2 separate regions of the Homo sapiens genome follow, and region 2 is linked to region 1. The links are chromatin contacts, found by Hi-C or POLR2A ChIA-PET in ENCODE. All regions are on one chromosome and are shown on one strand. The core of a region is the stretch at or near the end of the contact, and the rest is flanking DNA. Distances in the headings are between cores, read along the strand shown. Region 1 has its middle 12 kb from the start of SPATA13. Region 2 has its middle 130 kb from the start of SPATA13.

Region 1 (2,922 bases), core at 196-2,695:
TGGTGATTGCTCGGTGCTCTCAATCTGGGAGCATTTTGCCCTTGTCTTCATATCTCAGCAGGGTCAACTCTCAAGCTGTTAAGCCCCTTCCAGGAAGCCACCCACACCTTTTAAAAAAACTTGTAGTAAATATACAGAACAAAACGTACCATCTTAACCATGTTTAAGTCTATTAAGTACATTTATATTGCTGTGCAACCAACACCACCATCCATCTCCAGAGCTGAAACTGAAACCCTGTACCCATTAAACATTAACTCCCCGTTCCCTCCACACCCCTAGCCCCTGGCAGACACCATTCTACTTTCCTTTTCTGAGCTTGACCGCTCTAGATACCTCATATCAGTGGAATCGTACGGGATTGGTCTTTTTGTGATTGGTTCATTTCATTTAGCGTAAGGTCCTCAAGGTTCATCCATGTTGTAGCATGTGTCTGAATCTCCTTCCTTTTAAGGCTAATATTCTATTGTATGTATACACCACATTTTTTTAATCCATTCATCCACCACTGGACACCTGGGTTGTTTCTGTCTTTTGGCTTTTGTGAATAATGCTGCCATGACTATGTTGCGTACAAATATCTGTTAAAGATCCTGCTTTCAGTTCTTTTCCGCATACACCCAGGGGTAAAATTGTTGAATCATATCATTTCCCATATTTTTAAAAGACATTCCTGCACAGCATTTGCAGTTGTAGTTCCTTGCTAGGAATCTAATGTGCCTTTTCAACTGCCTATGTCTTTTGATTACGATCGTTACTATTGTTAGGGCTCTGGTGATGAAGTCCTCAGGGTTCAAGGGGTCTCAGTCCTACTTTCATGAGCCCCGTTGTCTTTTGTGCACAATTTCACAGAACACAAGGCTTTTTTGTTTTTTTATTTTTTTTTCCTGAAATGCATACATCCCATCAGAGCAGAAATGGCCATAGGGTTGGAATAAATAGGCTGGGGTATAACCCTGTGCTGTATTACCTAATTACCTCAGAAAAATGAAACCATCTCAGTTTTCTGCTCCTTAACACTGCCTCCCAGGGTACCTGCAGGAGTTTCTGACCTGAAGCATCAAACACAAGCCCTTGGTGTACACATAACCAGTGTGATACGTTAGGAGTTTAATATGGTTGACCAGAGGCTTTTAGTCAGAGGGAGAACTTGGTTGAAGAGTTGAGAATCTCTGCAAGGAACTGGCTCAGTCTTTTTCTTATGCCTACAACTGTTGGCATTGTACACAAGGCTTAATGGACCAAACACATCAGACAAGTAAAACACCTAAACAGGAGCATTCTGTCCTAGCAATGAGTGTGTGTCCAGAGAGATCTGGAAAGCTTGAGGAAGGCAGGGAGGGGTAGAACAAGGGAAGTAAGGACACAGGAGCTGCTGTTCATTCTGGTAGAGCGGCTTGTTTATTATTCATGGTTTCCATGAGTGTTTGTTTATACCAGGAAATGCTCTCCTATGCATGCCACATGAGAGCAGGGCTCTGTGACTCAGGGTTGGTGACTGGGCTTGGAGGAATGTAGGCTCCGTCCACAAACAAAGGAGAATGAGGATTTGAATGTCACGGTAAACTTATTTGTGACTAAGGAGGTAGTGGGCAAAAGGGGGGCAGGAAGAAGCCATGGGGCAGATGAAAGAGGCGTCCTGTCTGCCCCCTGCCTGTTGCCATCACACTGGGTCGTTTTCCACATTGCTGATCACTGCAGTGTGTTCCAGTGATGGGCTTTATCTCATTAGTGAGTCCTGAAATGAATTTAGCAAATTTCCACCAGAATTAAATACAACAACCCAAGAGAGAAGAGAGAACACCGAACACACCCCATGAAGTAAAGGTTGGCATCGTTTGTCATTCTCTTTATGTTCTCATATGTGAGATCGTGGGGGTGAAATACGCATCTCACTGTGGGCTGTGGTCGGAAGTTTGAAAAACACCCTGGCATTTTGCCTGTCTTCTGTTCCTGGACCTTCCCTTTCTGTTGGTGAGAATTTTGTGTCCAAATCTGGCCAAGGGTGGACTCTGAAGAGACAATCCCTGGTTGACTCTAGTGTTCATTAGAGGAGTTCTGCTGCCACTTTTTCAGGAATCAGAGATGCCCTGAGGCCACCTAACACTCCTAGATCTTCTGTCACTGTGGTGTAGTGCAGCGTCCTGAATTTGGAGCTAAAAGCTTGGATTTGAATCACTGGAAATGGCTGATGGGGGCGGGAAAGCTCCCACCCATGTGGGGAAGAACCCAGAGGGAGAGCGGCTTGTACAAAGGCCCTGCGGGGCGGATAGAGCTGGAGAGCTGCGGGTCAGGTTGTCACAGGCCTTGCATGACATGCAAAGAAACTTGAACTCGGTTGTGTGGGTGCTGAGGCCTGACAGGAGTTGGGGGTGTTTCAGAAAGAGCTCTTGGGCAGCAGGAGGTGGTTGGGGAGGAACACAGAGATGGGAAGGCCTGCATCCAGGGGCTGTCGGGGAGGGAGAGAGCTGCTGTGCCACAGGGTGGCTGTGGGGAGGGAAGGGAGAGTGTGGGGCATGGGAGAGTCGGGGGACTGTCCCACAGAAAGCTGGTATCTGCCTGACTGGTGGCCAGGTGTGCAGCCTGGAGGAGACGGAGCTGGGCAATGCTGAGATTCTTAGGTGGACTGATGGGGGACAGTCACATTAGAACATGGTGGGCCAGACCCTCTGTCCTGAGACACATTGGCTCTACAGTGCCCGTCTCCCGTGCTCTCCTCCCACAGCCTCCACTTCTCCAAACACCCTGGGTTTCTCCCTGCCCAGCACCAGTGCACCCACCGCATGTCCTCAGTGCTCTCAAGTGGCATCACTGCTGCACAGCTCCTGCCAGTCCCCTAGAGAGCAGCCTGCAGCCTCAGTGGCATGGCAGTGCATCTCAGCACTGGGAGTTCCAATCCTATGAGATGTCACCGACTGGCAT
Region 2 (2,700 bases), core at 157-2,656, 110 kb before region 1:
GGAATTCCTGGAATTATGGTCTTGGGCAAGAAGGGAACTCAAGTAGGAAAGTCAGCAATCTAAATTTCAAACCTCAGGGAACCTTCTTTGTATAACCTGATAATCTCCTTCGCTCAACACAGTGCTTGCTGAGTGAAGGAGTGTAATGGAAAAGAAAGTTAATAATCCCTTGTGCTCTGGATCAAAAATGAGGTAGGAGACCAAATTTTCCATCAAACTGGTTGGGTCCAATCACTTAATGCAAAATGCTTACTTCAGGGTCTGTAGCACTTGTTGATCAATGTACCTAACAGGTCTTAATAGAGAAAGTGATCAATTCAAGCAGTGTCTTCCCAAATTCTATATATATATAACAGATATTGCTGCATAACAAACCAGACAACGCTTAATAGTTTAAGGCAACCGTTTTATTATTCCCCAGAGTTCTATGCGTGGACCAAGGTCACTTGGGCCCTAGTCTTGTGATGTCACTTGGACCACAGTCATTGGGAGGTTCACCAGGTGGAAGCCTCCATGACAGCTCAATCCCATAGCTGCCAGTGGGTACGGCACCTACACGTGGCTGCTTGTATGGCCTGGGATTTTCACAGCACAGCAGCAGGGGCTGAGAGGCAGAGTCCTAGGAGTGATTGTCCCCAGAGAGCAGAAGCAAAAGCTCTCATCAGTCTTCTAAGAGGCTGAGCTGACAATGGGCACAGCACCACTCTGCCATCATCTATGGCTTAAGCATTCACAGGGCCAGGCTAAATTCAGGCTGTCGGAAGATAAACTCCACCTCTCAATGGAGAGAGTTCAAAGCAACTGTGGCCATCTTTACCCCATCAGCTTTCTTGCCAAGAAATAAAGCTCTACATGACACATCAACTTTCATTTATTTAACATTTATCTCAAAAGACATGAGTTAACTGGCAAATAATATCACATTCATAGTAAAAGTCTAAGAAATTAACATCCTATACTTATTGGGCATTGTTTACTTTCTATATGTTTTTGTTTTGTTTTTTGAGACAGTCTCACTCTTGTCGCCCAGGCTGGAATGCAGAGGTGCAATCTCAGCTCATTGCTACCTCCACCTCCCACATTCAGGCAATTCTCGTGCCTCAGCCTCCCGAGTAGCTGGGATTACAGGTGTGCACCAACACACCCAGCTAATTTTTATATTTTTAATAGAGACAGGTTTTGCCATGTGGGCCAGGCTGGTCTTGAACTTCTGGGGTTAAGTGATCTGCTGTCTCGGCCACCCGAAGTACTGGGATTACAGGTGTGAACCACTGTGCCTGGCCTATATGGTATTCTTAAACCCCTTGGTTGAGCTTTGGCCATGGAGACTTGGAACAGAATGTTAGGAGCTTTACAGGCCACAAGGACAGGTTGGTTTTCTGGGTTCCTGGGCACACAGCCTAACTCAGAAGAAAATAAGAAACAAACATGAGAAAAACAAGCCAGAAAAACCTGATTCACAGGAGGCGTGTCACTGAGTTGTACTTAGTTTATATAAAGCAATGGTTCTCTTCAAACTCTTAGTCTCAGGACTCCTTTATGTTCTCAAAAACTGAGGATCTGGCTGAGCGAGGTGGCGCACACCTGTTCTCCCAGCACTTTAGGAGGCCAAGGCGGGTGGATCACTTGAGGTCTGGAGTTTGAGACCAGCCTGGCTAACATGGCAAAAAACCATCTCTACTATAAATACGAAAATTAGCAGGGTGATCATGGCTCACGCCTGTAGTCCCAGCTACTCAGGAAGCTAAGGCTGGAGAATCGCTTGAGCCCGGAGGTTGAGGCCACACTGAGCCAAGATTACGCCACTGCACTCCATCCTGGGTGACAGAGTAAGACCCTGTCTCAAAAAAAAAAAAAAAAAAAAGAAAGAAAGAAAAAACCTGAGGATCCTATGCAGCTTTTGTTTCTGATGGACTAGTTCTACTAATATTTACAATACTAGAAATTAAAATTGAGAAGTTTCAAAAATACATATTCACTTTAAAAGCACAATAAAAATTCCATTACATAAATTCCATATTGTTATGAAAGTATCTATATTTTCCAAAGCCCCAAAGACAATGAGTAGGAACGACAGTGTTTTGGTGTTTTGCAAATCTCCCTGGCGTCAGGGTTAATGGAAGACAGCTGGGCTGTCCTTATCTGTTCTTACATTTAGGCTGAATTTGTTACAATGTGTTGCCATGGCTGAAGTAGAGGAAGAATGTCTGGCCTCACAGAAGTATGGAAGTGTAAAAAGGAGGAGTATGTAAGCAGACTTTTTAGATAATAGCAGGTTAGCTTGAGTTTCTTGACAAGTGTGGTTTCTTACTGGTTAGGTGCACTGTAGAATCTGGAACAGACACCTGAACGTTCTTTAGGTGACTTTTAGGGATGTTTTAGCTCCCCTGCCACCTGGGGCCCACAGGGAGACACCCAGGGACGAGATCTCTCTGAGCCTTGAAGACATTTGCAGCCCAGCCCTCCCTGCTCCTTCCTGCTTGTCTAAAACTTCGCAATTCTGTGAGATCATAGACAAATTGCATCTCTTCTGTGAAGGCTGCTCTCACCTTACTAAACAACAATTATCTCTTACTTTTCTCAATTCAAATAACGTTATTGTCGGTACCACTCATTTGGCCCTTAGTAAATGCTGTCAATTTTTATTGATTGATTGATTGAGATGGCACAATCTCGGCTCACTGCAACCTCCACCTCCTG

What was found. Hi-C counts contacts between places; a loop is a spot of excess contacts on that map. ChIA-PET counts read pairs that join two places held with the same protein, here RNA polymerase II (POLR2A). Pooled maps may share reads with other maps.
Region 2: a map of IMR-90 shows a loop between it and region 1 (2.3-fold over the local background). The contact joins two enhancer-like sites. A Hi-C loop is called at or near these places in 1 of 168 maps with a recorded cell type or tissue (IMR-90) and 1 of 50 pooled maps. POLR2A ChIA-PET finds 5 or more read pairs at or near these places in 2 of 52 experiments (A673 and activated CD8-positive, alpha-beta T cell).

Annotation. Positions count from the first base shown.
Region 1 is chr13:24,147,491-24,150,412 of GRCh38, forward strand. It overlaps a transcript of SPATA13 not described here. Among named protein-coding and RNA genes, the nearest start is that of SPATA13, 12 kb to the right of the region's middle. RefSeq lists an enhancer at 1,957-2,633. Within about 2 kb of position 1,446, at least 10 of the 41 ENCODE cell types and tissues checked have a DNase peak (open chromatin) inside an H3K27ac peak, as active enhancers do.
Region 2 is chr13:24,034,170-24,036,869 of GRCh38, forward strand. It overlaps a transcript of SPATA13 not described here. Among named protein-coding and RNA genes, the nearest start is that of SPATA13, 130 kb to the right of the region's middle. Within about 2 kb of position 1,407, at least 3 of the 41 ENCODE cell types and tissues checked have a DNase peak (open chromatin) inside an H3K27ac peak, as active enhancers do.